Regions from separate parts of the Homo sapiens genome. Here all the other regions are linked to region 2. Evidence: chromatin loops called from intact Hi-C (ENCODE). Cell type or tissue: B cell. All regions are shown on one strand. Region 1 has its middle 17 kb from the start of TMEM185B. Region 2 has its middle 33 kb from the start of INHBB. Region 3 has its middle 23 kb from the start of TMEM177. Region 4 has its middle 5.5 kb from the start of TMEM185B. Region 5 overlaps CFAP221 (cilia and flagella associated protein 221).

What was found. Hi-C counts contacts between places; a loop is a spot of excess contacts. Peaks named below come from ENCODE experiments on the same cell type or tissue, not always from the same donor. Only the 100,000 strongest peaks of a DNase experiment are listed, where the experiment ranks them.
Region 1: it touches region 2 in a loop (23-fold over the local background); 19 of 110 quality-filtered maps call a loop at or near these places.
Region 3: a loop joins it to region 2, with 31 times the contacts of the local background. A loop is called at or near these places in 24 of 110 quality-filtered maps.
Region 4: a loop joins it to region 2, with 12 times the contacts of the local background. A loop is called at or near these places in 44 of 110 quality-filtered maps.
Region 5: a loop joins it to region 2, with 14 times the contacts of the local background. A loop is called at or near these places in 9 of 110 quality-filtered maps.

The regions. Positions count from the first base shown.
Region 1 is chr2:120,203,987-120,207,986 of GRCh38, reverse strand. No RefSeq gene overlaps it. Among named protein-coding and RNA genes, the nearest start is that of TMEM185B, 17 kb to the left of the region's middle. In B cell, no CTCF peak of the experiment used is centred here; a DNase peak (open chromatin) is centred at 1,556.
Region 2 is chr2:120,311,166-120,315,165 of GRCh38, reverse strand. No RefSeq gene overlaps it. Among named protein-coding and RNA genes, the nearest start is that of INHBB, 33 kb to the left of the region's middle. RefSeq lists an enhancer at 1,228-1,751. In B cell, CTCF peaks have their summits at 1,605 and 1,804 (motif pointing right); a DNase peak (open chromatin) is centred at 1,825; H3K4me3 peaks cover 865 bases; H3K27ac peaks cover 445 bases; H3K27me3 peaks cover 1,574 bases.
Region 3 is chr2:119,700,504-119,704,503 of GRCh38, reverse strand. It overlaps a transcript of TMEM177 not described here. Among named protein-coding and RNA genes, the nearest start is that of TMEM177, 23 kb to the right of the region's middle. RefSeq lists enhancers at 813-1,417, 2,025-2,630, 2,631-3,237, 3,238-3,843, 3,097-4,000. In B cell, CTCF peaks have their summits at 1,317 and 1,517 (motif pointing left); a DNase peak (open chromatin) is centred at 1,473; H3K27me3 peaks cover 1,014 bases.
Region 4 is chr2:120,226,929-120,230,928 of GRCh38, reverse strand. No RefSeq gene overlaps it. Among named protein-coding and RNA genes, the nearest start is that of TMEM185B, 5.5 kb to the right of the region's middle. In B cell, no CTCF peak of the experiment used is centred here; no DNase peak of the experiment used is centred here.
Region 5 is chr2:119,640,194-119,644,193 of GRCh38, reverse strand. The region is part of intron 21 of CFAP221 (cilia and flagella associated protein 221); the gene reads right to left. Among named protein-coding and RNA genes, the nearest start is that of TMEM177, 37 kb to the left of the region's middle. In B cell, CTCF peaks have their summits at 2,202 and 2,415 (motif pointing left); a DNase peak (open chromatin) is centred at 2,433.

The DNA of each region.
Region 1 (4,000 bases), 110 kb after region 2:
CTGCCTAGGCAGTCTTTTAAAAAGATGTTTTACACAGAATTTGGTAAATTCTTTGAATATTGAATATTGAGTAAATTCTTTGAATACTGAGTCCAAGAAAACTCAATATTATACTAAGTGGAGCTGGGGGAGGCAAGACAGGGGCTAAGAGGGAAATGCGGCCTGAAACACTCTGTTAAGGTGTGTGGGAAAGAGAAGTCTGGAAGAAAATAAGCCAAAGTGACACCGGTGCTTTATTTTTCGACTTTTCTGTATTGAACCATTTTTCTACAATGAGCATGTCTAACTTTTATATTCAGGAGGGTAATTTCTAAGACTGCTCCAGGGCCAGTGAGCACACAGAGGAAGAAGGTCTGAGCCACGTGTGTGGCGGATCTAATAAGGTGGAGGGGGCAGGGTAGGAAGAATGAGGAATTTAGCACAAGCTGAGACTGAGATGTGACCCAGGTGCTGAGGCGGGGGACAATTCAGGAGCACTTCCTGGTGGGGAGGCAAAGGGGCCTCCAGAGGGACCACCTCCAGGAGGACAGAGGGCAGCAGCAGCCCCGCCCCAGGCCCCCGGGCCCTCGGTCCTTGCCTCAGGCTTCCCCTTCCGCTCACAGCAGGGCTTTCCTCTCCCCCTGCACTGCGCCTAACACAGCCAGCCCCCCTGGTGACAGCCTGCATTCATTTTTTTTTTTTATTCTTTTGTATTAATTTTCAGTAGAGACGGGATCTTCCTATGTTGCCCAGGCTAGTCTTGAACTCCCAGGCTCAAGTGATCCTCCCACCTCGGCCTCCCAAAGTGCTGGGATTACAGGCATGAGCCACTACGCCTGGTCACAGCCCACATTCAATAGCTGAAAGGGGGTCTCCCCATAGGCCCTATTACTTCCTGTGTGGTGTCACCTGGAACCTGAGCCCACCCTGAGCAGCCTCAGATTCTTACAAGCCCTGTGGGCAGTGGCCCCCTGCCCCAACAAAGACTGCTCCCAGGTCCAGCCATGGGGCTTGTTTCGGCTCTGGAGGAAGTGGCTGCCATGGTTGTCAGCACTTTCAGAGTGAGAGAATCTAGGGTGTACGGTTCTCTGGTGCAGACTGGCTGTTCCCCTCCATTCACTCTGGCACTTTGAAATCACACAGATGTGGCTATCAGAATGCACTGGCACCATCCTAGAGCCAGAGCCAGAACACACCTTGACAGCAAAGGTCCCGGGAAAAAGAGCTCTCTGCTCAGGGGATGAGGCCTGGGTTTAAATACCCACAGGGGAGCTGTGCGACCCAGGACAGGCCACTGACCTCTCCCAGGGTCATCTTTGGGGGGTGAACTTTGTGAAATCACCAGCGTGGTCACCATTGTGAGCAAAGACGGCCTGAGACACAGAGGAGCCAGGCTGAACTCCAGTGTTCCTGAGTGGGGCTGGAGTACCCCAAGGGTTTCCCACCAAGCTCCCCCTGCCAGCCTTACAGGCATCCCCTGCAGCTGTGCCCGCCCTCAGCGTGCAGCCACGCTGGTGGTCCATGATGCCGTGGGTCAGAGCATCCCTGCACTTGCTCACAGGCGCCCCCAAGTGGCTTGCCCTGGGTGGGCCACAGACATCACTGGGTTTCTCATGCTCTCCTCCCCGAGCCTGAGTGTCAGCTGGGCCCTGCCTGTTTATAACCCCACTGTGCCTGGTGCCTGGTAGGTGATCAACAAATGATTCCTAAGCAAGGGAAGCAAGCACTGGGTGTGGGCCCCCAGGTGACTCACTGATAGACACACCCCCAACCCCTGGCTGCTAGGACAAGGGACAGAGGCACAAGCCAAAGGCAGTTCACCCAGGGAGGGATACAGTGTGTTGGTCTCCTGTAGCGGCCACAGCAATACCATAAACTGGGTGACTGAACACAGGTTTGTTCTCCCACAGTTCTGGAGGGTAAAAGTCCAATATCAAGGTGTCAGCAAGGCCCTGCTTCCTTGTCAGGCCCTGGACGAGGATCCTCTCCCACTCTCTCCTCGTTTGTGGTGGCTTCTGGCAATCCTTGTCATTCTTGCCTTGTGGCTGCAACACTCCAATCTCTGCCTCCATCCTCACATGGCCTTCTCCCCCCATATGTCTGCATTTGTGTCCAAATCTTCCTCCTATAAAGACACCAGTCTCTAAAGTAGGGCCCAAACGAATCCAGTATGACCTCATTTTACCTTGATTATATCAATAAAGACCCCATTTCCAAACAAGGTTACAAATGTAAGTATCAGGGGCTGGACTTGGATACATCTTTTGTTGGGGGTGGGGAGGGAACACAATTCAACCCCAGCAATAAGGGTCACAGGGCAGCTGCCCTAGAACCTGCCCACTATCAGCCCTACCTTAGCCCAGTATGAGCGGGCCTAAATCCAAAGCAGGAGGATTCCTGCCAGCCTGAGGACACTTTCTCAGCCACTGGAACAGCCACTGCCCTCCAGGGTCATCTGGGAGCCTCCCTGCTGCCTCTCAGGACTTCTCTCCCAGACTTCGGGGCAGGGTGACCAGGGTCCTTCTGCTACCAAGAATCCCTCATGGCAGTGTGGGGTCACAGAGCGCTGAGCGGGAGGCTTGCCTGACAGAGGAATGCACAGCTGACCCAGAAACCCCCCGACTGGTCCCTTCCCCGAGAGTCAGTGACTGACGGCAGCGTGTCCACAGAAGCTCTGGAAGCACCAGAATGGAAAAACGCCATCACATACATCCCCAGCACCACTCGGTGCCAGTGGCAGTGGGAGCTTCTGTTAGCAGAGGGAGGAGATGCCCTCTGAACTCTTCCTCCGTGGGGTTCTCAGCAGCCTCTCCCCTTTGTGAATGCTGGCAGCTTCCAGAATCTGGCCATGCCTTCAAGGACCAAGCTAAACTTGCAGTCCTCACCCTAGTCCATCTCTCTGTTTGGGGTTCTATGAAGGTCTGTAGCTGATGGTAAAATTCCTGCTCTTCCTTCAAGTCTTAGTTACAGTGCCACCTCCTTCAGGAGGCTTTCCTTGACACCTCCAATCTCATGGGGATGGATGGGTGGCGGGGGAGTCCCTGGCTTCCATGTCATAGCCCTTACCCTGCGGCCTCAGCACGGTCTGTTTCTACGTCTGATTCCATCACAGGACTGTGACTTCCTTGAGGGTTGGGCTGCGCTGGTTTTCCCTGGGTCCCTGATAGGCCTGGCATATTGTAAATGTAAGAAAAAAATGGATGGGTGAATGAGTGTGTCTGCCCATCCTCCTGAGCCAGCTTCTGGATTGTCCAAAGGGGATAAAGGTGGAGACTCTGGAGCATAGAGAAGGGAAGTTGGTGGCCAGCCGCGGCATGGGTGCAGTGAGAAGCACCCGGAAGCCCCTTGGCAGAGAAGTTGGGCTGGGCAGCCACAGCAGGGCAGCTGCTGGGAGTGGCAGTAGAAGGGCAAAGTTTCCAAGGCCACAGAGATAGACAAAGGCCAGCCAGAGCCACTGTGCTTGCTGGACCATGGACACATACATGCTGGGCACAACCAGGGGACCTCATCCCATGGCTGGGGTCAGAGGGTGCAGAGCTGTAGCCAGCATGGCTCTGGACCCTGGGGCTCACTGCTTCTACCCCCAAGAGGCCAGCCAGAAATAGAAAGCTCTGCTCCACACCCACAGCAGACAAAGCCCAGTGCCTTCTTGGCATGGCCCAGACCTTCCCTCTCCCTGGACAGTGCAGTCTCTGCCAGAGGGACATACACCTTTTCAGCCAGAGGGAGCTGTGGCTGGGGCCATGAGCGGAGCTGGCCCTCTGACCAGCAGGAGCCTGGCCTGGACAGCACAACCCAGTCCTCCAGAACGTGTCACCCACCTGTTAGCCATGGCTGAGAACTCCTGGGCTCTCCAGCCCAGGGTGGCCTGAGGCTCCTTAGCTCCCCCAGCGGCAGGTCCTGGCTGCCCTCAAGCCCTGGGGCTACATCTTTGCCTTCCACCCTCTCTAGAGCAGACACAAACTGTCACCCTCGCAGGCCGAGCACCTTCGTTTCCCAGTGGCCCTCTCATCCCAGAAGT
Region 2 (4,000 bases):
GGGCGAGAGAGAATCCATCCCAGAAGCCGCTGGAGGGCAGGAAGGAAAGGATTATGGCTCAAAGGGAATGACACAGTGATGGAGAAACAAGCTGCTGTTCTGTGTGTGGACGAGTGTGCCGGGGGCAGGAGGCGGCACCGACGATGTCACCAGGGAGAAAAAATTACCTTGAAGCCCGTGGAGTGAAGAGTGTTCAGGACAGAGATGGGAAAGCCTGGGCCTGAGGAAGGCACAGATTGTGGTCAGTTGTTTAAGGACAGAAGAAGTTAGGAAAACACTGCCCTGGGTGATTTGCCTCCTACACAACAAAGGTTTCCTCCAAGGCTAGTGCAAGCTGGCAGGAAGCCCGTCATCTTCCGTGAGCCCAGCCACATCAGCAGCACAGGCTTCCACCTTTGCGCTGCTTCAGAAGAGCTTGCTCAGTCTGGCTGTGGCTGTTAAAAGTGTGCTTGGCTTTCTAATTAAAAATAAAACCTCAGTCGAGGGATGAAAGAAAGTGCTTTGGAGCTCTTCCAGGGACCCACCGCATACAGGTGGGGAAGGAGGAGGCTGGGGAGGGAAGGAGGGCCGGGGGAGGCTGACACAGCACCCGCATCCATGAAGAGCAGAAGCCCAAAGATGTCTTTCCCCGCACAGACCAAGGATCTGTGATTTCGGGAGCGCAGAAGGAAAGGCACAGGACAGGAGGGGAGAGGTGTGAACATCTATGGCAAGGCGAGTCCAGCTACTGTTAGCTGGGTGACAAGGAGCTGCTACGACAAGCCTGCGTGGAGATTTAGGCAGCATATGGTCACCGTTTCATTATGTGCAAGTGGCTTTCTGCTGCCAGCTCCGTCCGGAGCTCCTGGAGGCAAAGCTGAATTACAGGGTCTGGAAGGTGAGCCCATTTCCCAGACTCCACAACCCCCGCAGTCAGAGACAGTCTCCCCACACCACAGCTCTAGGTCAGACACACGTGGCTGGAACAATGTAGAAGGACAAAATGACGCGTAAGACAAGATGGTCACCACGACCTGCCACGCACCCAAGCAGAATATGCCAAAAGTGTCCCGTGGTCCAGCTCACAGGTCACGGTCAGAACCCACCCAGAGGACTGCCCGCGGGTGAGAGTGGTGCGTCCCCTGCCCGGCTGCCCCAGACCTCTGAGGTCAGCTTGCTCGGGTGTGAGAGGGCAGTCCTTGAAGTGAAGGCCATTGCGTCGGTTCACAGCGGGTGGGGCCCGGGGCAGCCGCTGCACAGGGCTGCTGTTGACACGGCGGGAATGTTTCTTGAAATCAAGGTCCGCTGCAATCTGGGGGAAGGCGATGGAGCCCGGTGCTCCTCGGGGCGGGCGTGGCTCCGCCTGGCTGTGGGGTCCTCCTGCTTCTGTTTCATCTGGAGGAAGAGTTGGCTGGGATTCCGGCTAAGGGCTGGGGCCTCCCTTTACTCTCCAAATCTTTTCTCAGTAAACAAAACTCAGTGTGGGAACAGGATTCCTATCAATTACAATACAAACTGATTGATGCCATAAAAGCGAAACCACCGGCCCTCACAAACAGTGCGGCTTATGTTGTCTGCCCCGCTCTCCGAAGGAAACCTTCCCTTCAAGAGTTTGTGTGTTGTTTACCCTTCTTCTTGGCGCACACACAAAATCCAAAGCCTGTAATAGCGCAGGTCATTAAAGGAAACAACTGCACTTGGGCCTTTTTCAAGGGAGTGATTCAGGCAGGTGCTCTCCTCGCCGAGTCAGTTTACAAAGCGTTACCAGAGCTCCCTCCGCCGAGAGCGGGGCAGGCCAGCCACGCAGCGTTTTCTCGGGAAAACGCACTTTCCCGTGGCCACTAGGCGGAGCTAGGTGTTTACCAAAAAGGGCAGCTTGAGCTTTGGTGCCGCTGGGGACTTACGATATTAAAATGTCATTTTTATATGCAACTACCCTTTACACATAAAAGTGAAATGGAGTGGGAGCTATAAGAAGCACCTGAAAGTTTCATGCTGGGGGAAGCCCCCCGTATGTGGTCGGGAAGGAATCCGTGTCTCATTTTAAGTGCGGAGAATGGGAGGAAGGGAGGAGGTAGAGGAACCCTCCAGAACCTGAGGCGCCACGTAGTCCTGATTCGCCTCTCTCCATCTCCCAACCGGAGCAGTCCTGAGAACGCGGAGACCGGCACCATTCACTGCGCAACTAACTTCACCGCCTGCTGTGCTAGGTCGCTGCGCCCAGGGACCCACGTACCAAGAAGCAATGCTGACACCCTCCCTGTCCAGCAGCTAGGGTTGCCAGGGGATGTGAAAGGATTCTGAAAAGATAATGCAATCTTCAGACGTTGTTAGGACTGTTTTGTTATTATTATCAGGAAACAGACGTAAACTGAAGAGGGAGACATAAAGCATTGGCTGTGTGATAAGTCTTTTTTCAAACTCATGTTTTCTGACACTTTTTAACACACATCCTCGTTGATAGAATTTCCTTCTCATCCGGGCGTGATGGCTCATACCTGTAATCCCAGCACTTTGGGAGGCCGAGGTGTGTGGATCACCTGAGGTCAGGAGTTCGAGACCAGTCTGACCAACATAGTGAAACTCCATCTCTACTAAAAATACAAAAAAATCAGCCGGGTGTGGTGATACACGCCTACTATAATCCCAGCTACTTGGGAGGCTGAGGCGGGAGAATTGCTTGAACCCACAAGGCGGAGGTTGCAGTGAGCCAAGATCGCACCACTGCACTCCAGCCTGGGCAACAAGAGCGAAAGTCTATCTAAAAAAAAAAAGAAAAGAAAAGAAAGAAAAGAAAAAAAGAATTTCTTTCTCGGATAACTTTAGAAAGAAATCATGGCGGGGAGCATAAGTTTGTACATGGTCATCAAGTACACAAGATAACCAGAGCTCAGAGCAGCCCCGCCCCAGCATCAGGGATGGTGAATGAACCCTTAGGGCCAGGGTCTGCAAGTCCACAGTGGAGTCACCTGTGAGGCTTCTTCCTGTAGGTGGGCAGAGGAAGAGCTAGAGGGCCCCAAACAGGTTCCAATAGGAATCTCTGGATCCGTTTATGGCTAATCAATGATGAACCAGAAGAGGAAAGCTAGTTGCTAATTTCCAAACAAACCACGAAAAAACATAGGAAATGATAAGTTTATTAAAGCAGCATGCTTTTTAAAAAGAAGGCTAATTTTTCGGCTGAGCGCGGTGGCTCACGCCTGTAATCCCAGTACTTTGGGAGGCCGAGGCAGGTGGATCACGAGGTCAGGAGTTCAAGACCAGCCTGGCCAAGATGGTGAAACTTCATCTCTACTAAAAATACAAAAAAATTAGCTGGGCGTGGTGGCACGTCCCTGAAATCCCAGCTATTCAGGAGGCTGAAGCTGAGAATTCCTTAAACCTGGGAGGCAGAGATTGCAGTGAGCTGAGATTGTGCCACTGCACTCCAGCCTGGGCGACAGAGCAAGACTCCATCTCAAAAAAAAAAAAAAAAGATGTCTAATTTTTCTAGTTATTGTTTTTTAATAGAGACAGGGTCTCATCATGTTGCCTAGGCTGGTCTCAAACTCCTGAGCTCAAGTGATCCTCCCACCTCTGCCTCCCAAAGTGCTGAGATTACAGGCATCAGCCACCACGCCCAGCCAAAAAGTGTAATTTTAAAGGAATCGGGTCACAGGGTTCAGGCAGCAGCCAAGGAGCTCTAGGGTCTTCCAGAGCTAACATAAACTTTCAAAAGAAACCATATCTGTGCACATGTGTAGCATTTGCCAAAGATTGTTTTGACCTGTAGTATATGAATAAGTGTTTTGTTCTCAACTTTTTTAATTTAAAAAAAAGTGTTTCCTATTCAAATAAGCCCAGAAAATATTGGATTAAAAATAAAGTGTCCTAATAAGGGCTTTGAACCTCCAGAAAGGAGGACTCTAACATGAACATGCAATGTTCCATGAGCACATTCAGTCATAAAACCCTTGTTTCCTGAAAAACCAATTTGCATTTCTAAGAACTAGTATTTCGTGCCATATTTTTTGAAGAACAC
Region 3 (4,000 bases), 610 kb after region 2:
GCCTCAGCCTCCCAAGTAGCTGGGATTACAGCCATGCGCTACCACGCCCAGCTAATTTTTGTATTTTTAGTACAGACGGGGTTTCACCATGTTGGCCAGGATGGTCTCAATCTCCTGACCTCGTGATCCACCCACCTCAGCCTCCCAAACTGCTGGGATTACAGGCGTGAGACAACATGCCTGGCCCAGAAGTACATTCTTAAGAGTTAAAATATTATGCATTAAAAAAATACAATCTGGTAGTAACTTATGGCAGCTTCTAAATGGAATAAATGTCTAGAGTACCTTCTTCACTTCCTTTGTCAGCATGTTCTTCCTCTTCCATGGAGACATTATTAGACCATGCTTTCAAATGCTTTCTAAATTTGAATCTGGTGTCAACACTCCTTTCGGCTGCATTCCACTGCATTGCTGTGAGGGTTTAGTGAAATAATACAGATAAAGTATCTGCCTTTTTTTAAATACAAAGTTCTGTATTTTTCTCTTTTCACTTACCATGTGCATTGGTCAGAGTCCTGGCAGGAATGGCATTCATACTGATGCTTCAGATGAAGGGCTATTTAGTAAAGGATGATTTACAGAGATGTGGACAAGTTTAAGGAAACCAACAAAGGATGTTGAGGCACCCAGCAGCTGGCAATAGCAGGAAGCTGTTACCACCCTTAGGATCAAGGGGAGGCTGCCCAGTGGAAGCTGCAGTCCTGGAGGCCCTGAGACAGGCAGAGAGTGGAGGAGACAGATCCCAGCCTCTCCTCCCAGCCTTCCATCTTCTGCTGGTGTCTCCTGTGGGCTGAATCCAGCTTGGAGCCAGAGGGGAAGGGAGTCGGGGTGATCCGGAGCATGGGACCAACCTCCTGGGGTGCGGGGCAGGGCAGAGCATGATTCTGGAAGAACGAATGGAGAAAAACATCCACATTATATGTGAGCACTATCCCATGTCATTAAATATCCCTGGACGCCAGGGTTTTTAACTGCTAAATGACATTTCATCATACGGTGGGACTACAAGTTATTATCAGTAGTAGTATGAAGGGACATTTGGAATGGCCCCTGCTCAATGAGTGTGATGGGCATCTTTGCCCATAATTATTTGTCAACATCTGCCATTTTACATGACTCAGTGGATGGGGCCTCTCCACAGGCCACAGGCTTGGAGAGTTCAGGCGAGAAACCCCAGAGGCCCAGCCTCGCTCCCAGCTGTCCCAAGAGGTCCCTGGAAACCATGATGTGCCATCAACTCCTACTTTCTTTGTCCAGTTACAAGTCAGGAGTAGCACCCAAAAGAACTGTTCTAGAGGAAAATGCAGGGCTGGGCCCAGGGCTGAGGGCTGAGGGATAAAAGTCTAACGGTGACAAAGGTGCCACTCCCTAGCAGGCTAGTAAAGCGAGGAGGCGCTCCTAGCTCTCTGGGCTTCCACCGGCCCTTCTCCCGGGGGCTCCTGCTGAGCCGGCCACGCCCTGGGCCACGGTGAGCTTGCTCCCCCTGCTGGCCAGATAGGGCATCTGCGGGAAACAGTGCCCAGCGGGCTCCTGCCCGGTCACAGGAATTGGCCACTCTGAGGATAGTATGCACCCAGGCTCTGGTACCAGCCCCCTGAGAAGTTCCCACAGGGCTTTGAGCATCCAAGGGATGACATCCCTGGGATAGAGGACTGTTTTGGTTAGAGCAGGAGGTCTGACACTATTGGAAATTTAAATCGGCATACATATCAAGAACCTTAAAATGTTCAATTCAGCCTCACCTCCTCCAGGAAGCCTTCTGCAATCACACTCCCCAACCACCCAGTGCAATCTTTATGCCCTTTTCCCCTGATCCCATGGCATTTTTGCTTGTCTCTGACTCAGGTGAATAAGAAAAGTAACTTTATTTTGCATTAATTTTTACATTTTTATTTTGAACTCCAATTCCATCAAAAAGTGGTAGTAACTTAATTTTAGTCATTTCAGGGTTCTCTCCTGCCCTTTCCCTGGGATTATGTCCTAGAGCAAGGTGGGTGAACAAAGGAACTCTTATGTAGTGCCAAGACATAGGAGCCACCAATCCTCTTTGTCATCTGTCCTCATAAGCACCATCTCACTCACTGCTGAGATGTTCCTGGGCAGCAGCCAGCAGCCAGCAGCCAGCAGCCAAGGAGTCCCCATGAGAGGCCCCACATTCCTGATGGTGGGACCCCTTCACTTGTTACATTGGTGAAACTGCCTTTGCAATATTATAACTGAGGAAATGATGACAGTGAAAGAAATCAGACCTAACCGACTCCATCTTGCTTCTAACATTTAAGCTGTCCTTGTTCATTCCTGGGCATAGGCCAAACTAACTTTGGGAAGGAATTCAGTTCATGGTTTGGCTATGAAACAAAATCAGTTCTTGCCTGGGGACCAGCCTGGCTTTGCAGGACTAACAAATTAGCTACAAGATTAGAAATTACAGTTTAGGGGTCATGCAGCCTCCGGCTCCAAGAGTCTGAACTTCCCCAAATTGCTCCTGAGGATAACATCACTACTGTAAAACCTAAGATCCGTGCTTGAGATATTCTGCAGACCCTGCACTGGATGGATCAGCTGAGAAACTAGACCGGTAATCTGACTCAACCTGTTCTGCTGTCCCACCCAGGAACAGAAGACAGCAAGAAAAGCTCACTTTGATCCTCTCTGATTCCCTCTCCAATCTGACCAATCAGCACTCCCCACTTCCCAAGCCTTCCTATCTGCCAAATTATCTTTAAAAACTCTGATTTTAGTAATAATAGAGACTGACTTCAGTAATAATAAAACTCCCGGTCTCCCGCCCAGCTGGCTCTGCGTGAATTCCTCTTTCTCCATTGCAGTTCTCCTGTCTTGATAAACCGGCTCTGTCTAGGCAGCCAGCAAGGTGAACCCATTGGGCGGTTACACTGGGATTCACTGGAACCCCTCTGTGGCCTTGTCACTGCGCTGGGACACCGGACTTTCTGAAAGAACAGGTAAGGAGAGCTCTATTCAGCTCTCCGCACCCCACCCCCAACTGGGCTCCCCCGACCCCCTAGGGAAATGAGGGCCAGGCTCCCTCTGCTCTCAATCCCCTCAACCCACTCGCGGTCCTGCCACCTCCCAGGGCCTCAGTTAGGAGGCAGGACCCAGAACCCGCTTTTCACCTTTTTCCCTTCACCCAGCCCCAGGAACCTTAGCCTGGCTCAACTTCCTCTCTTTTGCTCCTGTTGTTTTCTCCTAGATCTTTTGTCCAAGCCCAAGTAACTTTCTGTTCCCCTATGGCTCTAGGAAGGCTTGGAAAACAAAAGCCAGGAAGCAACTCCTTTTTTCTGCTTTCTGCTCTCATACCTCTTCCCTGGGGCAAAGGACACAGCACCTTAAATAGGGAGAAAAAAGGAATAAAGGGAAAAGGAGGTGGGAGGGATGGGGGAGGAATAACCTGCTGTTTCAGAACTACCAGGTCACCACACATTCCTGCCCTCCTGCCTCCAGCTCTGTCCTTGGCTCTCTTGTCCCCAGGATCAGTCAGACCTGTGGCGAATCAGAGAAGAGAAGGCTGTGAGCCTTTTAGGGACAGCGTCCTCCCTGTGATCGCGGTTGCCAGCACAGGCCTGGCCTGAGGGAATTGCAAATGCATGCATGTAAAGATCTCAAAACAGCCAGAAAAAGCAAGGTTACCTATTCATGAAAGAGGCCGGGACAGCTGCAGAGAAAAACAAAGCCATGTGGATCTCCTAGGACAGAAATCTGCAGGAAAAACTGCCTTTAGTGAAGTGACACTTGCCTAGGAGCCAGGAGACCTACAAAATGGTGTTTCCATTTTACCATAGGCCAGGTCTTGTCATTGAATCTGGGAGGCAGAAGTAAAGAGAAAAGATCATGGCCTTTGCAGTTGATGCTGCCTTTTGAAACATGGCCCGATGGTGGGTGCAACTGTAGGTAAGTTCTTAACCCTTAACCTTTCCATAAGTCTCATTTTTCTCATCTGCAAAGCAGACAATCTCCCCATTGCAGTGTTGTGAGGATTAAA
Region 4 (4,000 bases), 84 kb after region 2:
CCTGCTATACTGCTGGATGCCCCTTTAAGTCAGGAGCCCCACACTGTTCATGGGGTAACTCCAGGGCCTGGCTCTCAGTGGCGTGCAGAGGCATTTATTTTATTTTACTTTTTTGCTGCTTTGCACCTGGCAATGGAAGAATGAAAGGCAACCCAGAGTGAAATTAGGATTACAATTTTACAAACGTCTGTTTCTGACGCAGGAAGCACATCATTTGTCCACATCACACTCTCTTGGAATTTATGACAAAGCCAGGTGAGAGCCGGGCTGGGAATGACCTTTGTCCAAGAAAAAAATGTTTTGCTGAGTAAATTAAGAGTGCAAATAAGACTGGGGAAAAAACTTAAATTGTACATGAAAACTTTTGAAAATATTTTAGTAATGTCAACTTAAGTACAATTGATACCTGGATTGCCTAATTCCATAATTCAGGAAGCTTCCCACTCACCTCCACAAAATATTAGTTTGAATTAATTATATTTAATTATATGTGAATGCCTCAAATTAAATGATCCCAATGCTCACTGTGTTGTTCATAACATTTGAAGGCTGTGATCTGACGCGGAAAACCCTGACTTCTGCATTTGCACACTCACAAACATGTCAACACTAGCCCTGTTTTTAGTTGACTTTTAATATTATACAGCCCTATACTTGAGTCTACCTTTGATTTCAGCCTCTTTAATTCTTCAACCCTGTGGAGTTTTCTAAATAAGCTCTGCCAGCTGCTATCAATACAAGCAGACTCACACCACAACTCGGGGTGGCACTGACTCCATTTCCTCAAAGATAACACAGAAAACAGAATAAAAGGCTGGGCACAGTGGCTCACGCCTGGAATCCCAGCACTTTGGGAGGCCAAGGCTGACAGATGACCTGAGGTCAGGAGTTTGAGACCAACCTGGCTAAGATGGTGAAACCCCATCTCTACTAAAAATACAAAAATTAGCTAGGCATAGTGGTGCACCTGTACCACCCAGCTACTCAGGAGGCTGAGGCAGGAGAATTGCTTGAACTCAGGAAGTGGAGATTGCAGTGAGCCGAGATCAGTCCACTGCACTCCAGCCTGGGTGACAGAGTGACTCCATCTAAAAAAAAAAAAAAAAAAAAAAAGGAAAAAAAAAGACACACTAGGCTTTATGTGTCAAGGGTCTTTAGAATGAAGTTGTCCCCCCTTATCCATAGGGGATATGTTCCAAGACCCCCAGTAGATGCCCAAAGCCGCAGATAGTACCAAACCCCTATACACACTATGTATTTCCCTGTGCATACACACCTACGATAGAGTTTAATTTGTAAATTAGGCACAGTACTCTTGTGCTTTGGAGCCATTATTAAGTCAAACACGGGTGACCTGAACAGAGGGACAGTGATCTGGCGGCAGCTGATGTGATCGCCCAGGGAGCACGCCCGGTGTGAAGATGCTGGACAAAGAGAGGGGTCACGTCCCAGGCTAGATGGAGCAAGATTTTGTCACGCTACTCAGAACAGAGTGTCATTTAAAATTTAGGAGTTATTTCTGGAATTTTCCATTTAATATTTTCAAACCTCGGTGTACTGCAGGTAAATGAAAACTTGGAAAGATAAACCTCAGATAAGGGGGGACTACTGTATTCATTCCTTCACCATGGCATGTCTGTGTCTGAGAATCTACCCTTAAAAACAATCTGGATGCAAAGAAGCCGTAAGATAGAGCGCAGTCCCTTCATTTCATAAAAGAATGAAACTAACTCAAATACACAATGCAATGGGTGAGTAAAGTATTGCACTACCCTTAATGTAATATTGTGGGGCCACTGAAAACATGCTCACATGTTTATGGAAATCTGAGAAGTGTTTCTATCTATGGCATTTCATCACATTTAAGACACTGTTGATTAGAGAACACACCACCATTTCACGTACCTTTAAGGAAGAAAAAAATACCCAGAATGGTTATTTAATAAGGGACGTCTAAGTAAAGCTGGGATCCTAAAGGGCTATTTCTTTGGTGGGAGGAGAATGATAAACAGCCTCGTCAGGCAGAAAGAGCCAGTGTCCCAGCCATGGACCCGGATGCAGGGAGGGAACAAAACTGCCCCTGAGGACGTGCACAAGCCAGTACTCATGCTGGTTTGAGTCTGAATTTGCACAAACATATGGTCTGGAAACACCTCAAGCAAATGCTGTAACTGAATTTAAGTTTAAGGTTATGTCAAGTTGGCAGTGCCCCCAGGTGACTGGCAGAAACAAATACAACCACCTCTAGAAAGAACTGAATGTTAACACCAGCTGACAGTGCCTGTAAAACATCAGCCACTGTACAGTGCAAGATCCAGAGACGTTAAAATGTGAAGTGAGTTTTAGAATTAACCATAAGTAAAAAAGCAGAATCAAATGGGTATGTGGAGGATGACATCTCTTTGCCGAGTAGACCGACTGGAAGGAAAAACACAGTAAAATGTTCACAGTGATCTTCTGTAGGTGCTAAGACTACAGCATTTTCTTTCTTTAAACGAGTCTGCGTTTTCCAGCTTTTTCTAAAGTGACCATATAAAAAAAGGAGAAATAAGGAGACGCAAGTGAGAGAATGACTTTGGGTGGGGTAGTCAAGGAGGTGACCCTGAAGGAGGTGACACCTGAACTGAGAAGGGACCAGCACAGGAGAAGCCACCTGAAGAGTTCATTGCTACATGTGTATCCAGGACAAGGACCTGGGGCACAGGGAAGATGCTTGATATGTATTTGTTAAATGAATACACGGGTTAAGGAAGGAAAAAGCTGCTAAAACAGGAGCCTAAGTCTCAAGGGGTCCCAGCCAGAGTCTGGCTCTTCAGGGAGCCATTCTCACTGGACTGAGCTGATAAACAGGGCAGGGACGCCCACCTGGCCAACAGCAGGGCCCTGTGGAAAGTATGCAGCTGCAGAGTTAGCAGAGAACCATGGTTGTGGGTCTTGGGCCTGTTTCCCCATCTGTCAAATGAGGTTAGTGCTTTGCCACCTCTGTCTCTGAAGTCAGCTCCAGATGATATCGTGCTTTGAAATATTAAGCCACGTGCGAGCGTGAGGGGCTGTCACGCTCCAGGAGGTCCTCATGCGAGCCCAGCAGCACCTCCCTGTAACACTGGGAACTGTCAGCACCTCCCTGTAACACTGGGACCTGTGAGCTTCAGACAAGCTGCTTTGTCTCAGGAAGGTTCCCGTGCTCGCTGCTCAGCCCACAGGAGATGTCACATCAGCTCCTGTCTTCCTGCCCGCATGCACTTTCCAGATTCACTTACCATGTACGAGCCTGTGCTGGAAACTGCTAACAGAGATAAGAGATGGGTCCCTGTCCTTGAGAAAGTCACAGGGAGTCCAGAGAGTCAGATGAGCAAACAGGATGATACCCTGTGGGACCCGAGGGAGGGGACACACAATCTGCTGCTGAGAGGCAGTTAACAGCCACCACTGGGGGGAAATAATGGAGGCATTGTAGGTTTCCTACATTGTTTCCTTTTGCTGTCACAGTTTTGGGAGGTTATCTCCATTTCACAGATCGGGGCTGGAAACTAAGTCATCTGTCAAGTTCACAGAGTCTGGACTCGCACCTGGGCTGGGGTGACTCAAGTCCATGCCCACGGGCATACTACTGCACTGGTATGTGTGTGCTGGCAGTGGGGGGGGGCAGGGAGATGGGAGGAGGCTATTGTAGAGGTGACAGCGTGCTCTTCATTTAGAGACTGGGGCCAAGGGGTAATGGTGGGCAATGAGGCTGGCACAAGGGCCAGGTGGGCTGTGGATTCCTTGTGAAGAAGTTGATATGAGCAAATCCACAAATCCGGCCAAAAGGGAAATTTTCCCTGGGCTTTCTGCGCAGGTCATCCCCCTGTCCCAAGCCAGCCCCTCAGAGGACATTCAGCAAAGGCATCCCATGTCCTGCAGCCAGAGGGCTACAGGGAAAACTTAACTCCCACCAGCTTCCAGCTGCTCTGACTGGGACCATGCCCAGGTGTCACTGTCACCCTGGTCTGCTGTGGAG
Region 5 (4,000 bases), 670 kb after region 2:
TTGCTTTTATTTATTTTTTAAATTTTTGTTTATTTTCTTTTGAGATGGAGTCTTGTTTCACTGCCCAGGCGGGAGTGCAGTGGCATAATATTGGTTCACTGCAAGCTCTGCCTCCCGGGTTGAAGCGATTCTCCTGCTTCAGCCTCCTGAATACCTGGGATTACAGGTGCCCGCCACCATACCTAACTAATTTTTGTATTTTTAGTAGAGACGAGGTTTCACCATGTTGTCCAGGCTGGTCTTGAACTCCTGACCTCAAGTGATCCTCCTGCCTTGGCCTCCCAAAGTGCTGGGATTATAGGCATAAACCAATGTTTCTGGCTGTTGCTTTGTTTAATTTTAATGTCCTGGCCAGTCACGGTGGCTCACGCCTGTAATCCCAGCACTTTGGGAGGCTGAGGTGGGCGGATTGCTTGAGGTCAGGAGTTCGAGACCAACCTGGCCAACATAGTGAAACCCTGTCTCTACTAAAAATACAAAAAGTTAGCCAGGTGTGGTGGCCCACGCCTGTAGTCCTAGCTACTCAGGAGGCTGAGGCAGAGAATCGCTTGAACCTGGGAGGCGGAGGTTGCAGTGAGCTGAGATCGTGCCACTGCACTCCAGCCTGGGTGACAGAGTGAGACTCCATCTAAAAAATCATATATATATTTAATGTCCTTACTTGACAAAGTAAAACCCTGACAATGCCAAGACAGTTCCCAAAGTTCTTCTGGACATTTCACTCATCTATGAAATCAGAAAGTCTGGGAACTATTGGGTTAGATAATTTCTTCAGTTGTCACTGACTCTCTGATTTTATGGAAGTCCAAAGAGATTTAACAAGTTATCTCTGAATTTACTGAAGAGTAAAGAAATAAATGAGCTGCTTCGATTATTACGAATACAAAAATGACTTGGAATAAATAAACACTAACTATATTGCATGGTTTAACAACAAACAGTTGTCAGGGGCAAAAGATACAAGGCAAACCTCGTAAGTAATAGGAGCTAATTTATTCAAGCAAAATGGCTGCAAAGTTGGAATATCATTAATGGATTTATAGGAAGTTGCTATGGACTGAATTTTGTGTTCTCCCCAAATTCACGTTGAAACATAACTCCCAGGCCAGGTGCAGTGGCTCACACCTGTAATCCCAACACTTTGGGAGGCCGAGGTGGGAGGATCACTTGAGGCCAGGAGTTTGAGATCAGCCCGGGCAACATAGCAAGACCCTATCCCTATTTACATTAAAAATAACAAGAACTTAACCCCCAATGTGATGGTATTTGGAGATGGAGCCTTTGGGAGGTGGGTTAGGTCATAGGGGTGGAGCCCTCATGAATAGGATTAGTGCCTATCAAAGAGGCCTGAGAAGCTGGGTGCAGTGGCTCCACTTCTGTAATCCCAGCACTTTGGGAGGCTGAGGTGGGAGGATTGCTTGAGGCCAGGAGTTCAACACCAGCCTGGGCAATGTAGCAAAACCATATCTCTACAATAAATAAATAAAATTGGCTGAGCATGATGATGCACACCTATAATCCCAGCTACTTGGGAGGTTGAGGAAGGATAATCAGTTGAGCCCAGGAGTTTGAAGCTGCAGTGAGCTATGATTATGCCACTGCACTCCAGCGTGGAAGATAGTGATATCTCATCTAAAAAAAAAAAAAAAAAAAAAAAAAAGGCCTGAGAGCTCCCTTCCCCTTTCTGCCATGTTTGGACACAGTGAGAAGACAACCATGTAGGAACCAGGAAGCTGGCCCTCACCAGACACCAAGTCTACTGGCACCTTGATCTCGGACTTCCCAGTCTCCAGAACTGAGAAATAAATTTCAGTTGTTCATAAATTACATCTATGGTATTTTATTATAGCTGCCCAAACGAACTAAGACAGAACTTAAAAAAGGAATTACACTTCTTATTTTGTACCTGTTTTCAGAAATAAAAACATGACCTAGAGTCTTACATCCCGTGGAAATCCATGCTAAGAAGATAGATACAGAATCCTCCCTTGATTTTATGAGCTGTTATGCAACTGCAGTTTATTTAGAAACAAACTGGCCCAACAAGAGCACTCAGGCACATAAGCTGAAAGTAACAACTCATGGTTCGAGAGTTTTCTTTAATTCATGGAGAGTTCATGTTTAATTCATGGTTATTCAAGCCCAAGGTAACTGCATTCTCACTGCTTGTTGAAAGAACAGCCTCGGGAGATTTTTTTCCAAGGACATTGCTTTGGAAAGAAAATAGGATGCTTTTTCTTGATTCTCAAGAACGGTACACGCTGACAACGGGTGGACATGGTCAGCGGGTCGCCACTTCTCACCATTCCTCATTTTTCTTATTCAGTGTGCTGACAGCACCCCAGACCCGGTTTACTGACTGCATAGGTCAGTTCTGAAGCATCCTCACCCCGCAGCAAAATGAGGCAGTCTGTCAATGTGGTGACGGACTATCGCCATCTGGTGGCGATGGAGTGACTGCGCCGCTTAGTGGGCGGGGAAGGAGGGTAGAAGTGAGAGAAGAGTTACTAAGCATGCACCAGGCATGATGCTAGATGCTTCACAAGATCATTGCACTTTTATCCTCACACACACACAAATGTGAGGATGCCATCACTGCCTCTCCCTCAGAGAGGAGGAGATTATTGCTCGAAGGGCTTCATTAGTACGTAGCTCGCCCAAGGACTGAACTGGTGATACATCCAGTGTACAATGGAGGCAGGTCTCTCCCATGCCAAAGCTTTCCTTCTCTCTTCCATGCCATTGTTCCCGCCAGTTCTGGAGATTTGACATTCTAGAAATATGCTAAAAATGTAGAACAAGGATGCTGGTTTTCAGATGGCAATAGGGTGGTTGAGGAAAGGATGAAGTATAATAATTGGAAAGAAGCATATTTTTGAGCTCTTGCCATGTCCCAAATCCTATGCTGGGTGCTTTTTGTTTACCGCATGCTAATCTTCAGGCAAAGGAGAGGAGTAGAGAAGCCCTAAGGAAGTGACCCCAAGGGGACGGCACATGGGAAAGCCTTGACGTAGATGACGTACAGCTGCATTTGGCTTAGTTCAGGAAGAGCTTACCAATGAAGCCCTTCAATGAAGATGATGAAGGAGGAAGTCAAATTCAGTGTTCTGGGGTCACAACCCAGATTCCAACTATCTCCTCAAATACCTGGGGAGGTGTGGGTGGATGTGGGTGGATGGGACGGCTGCACTTGTACACTACAAGTTGGGTGAGCTCTTGTACTCTTACTAAAATTAAAACATCAACGCTGAGAATGGCCTTTGCAACAAGTCCAATCCCCTTGTCTTACTGACAAGAGGACTGGGCCCAGAGAGTTGGCCAAGGGGCATGGCTGAGGTCACATGACTCCTGGAGGTCATGTAGCCTCCCTGGTGAGTTTCTGAGTCAGAGGATCCAGGTTACCCGAGTGGGAGCTGGGGTGTGTGTAAAGATCACCTACTGATCTTGGTTGGTGGCAGAGCTCAGGTTTCTTGGCCACTCTTGGAGCCATGCCAGGGCTCTGCCACCTTGGGGTGGGCCTCATTCTGGATCAGAGGATTGGAACTTTGTTTGACAGCTGATGATAATCATTTTGGGACACCAGTCACATCTGTTCACCAATCACTCACTTAGCTGTATTTATAAGGATAGTGAACTGAAGAAGCGAATTCAAGGGCTCAGGAGTCAGCGATTGGCCAGGCAGAGTCTAATGAAAAGGCACCAGGCTACTTCTTTGATATCTTATGGTTTTGAAGAGCTATTAAATAAGCAAATTAGCAAAAATGTAGTCACTCTAAGTTTCTTCTTTCATCATCCAACAATATTCTGATCTACCCATTGTGTATCTGGAGCAGGGCTGTTTTCTGTGTGGGGATTGCCATGGTCTCACAGTGAATGCCAGCCTGTGGCACAAGAGGGCCATGGATCCTTTGGAACTGGATACAGAGACTGCGGAAGGCTAATCTTGGCAATTTATGATTTTTTTTCCTTTTTTTTTTTTGTTTTGAGATGGAGTCTCTCT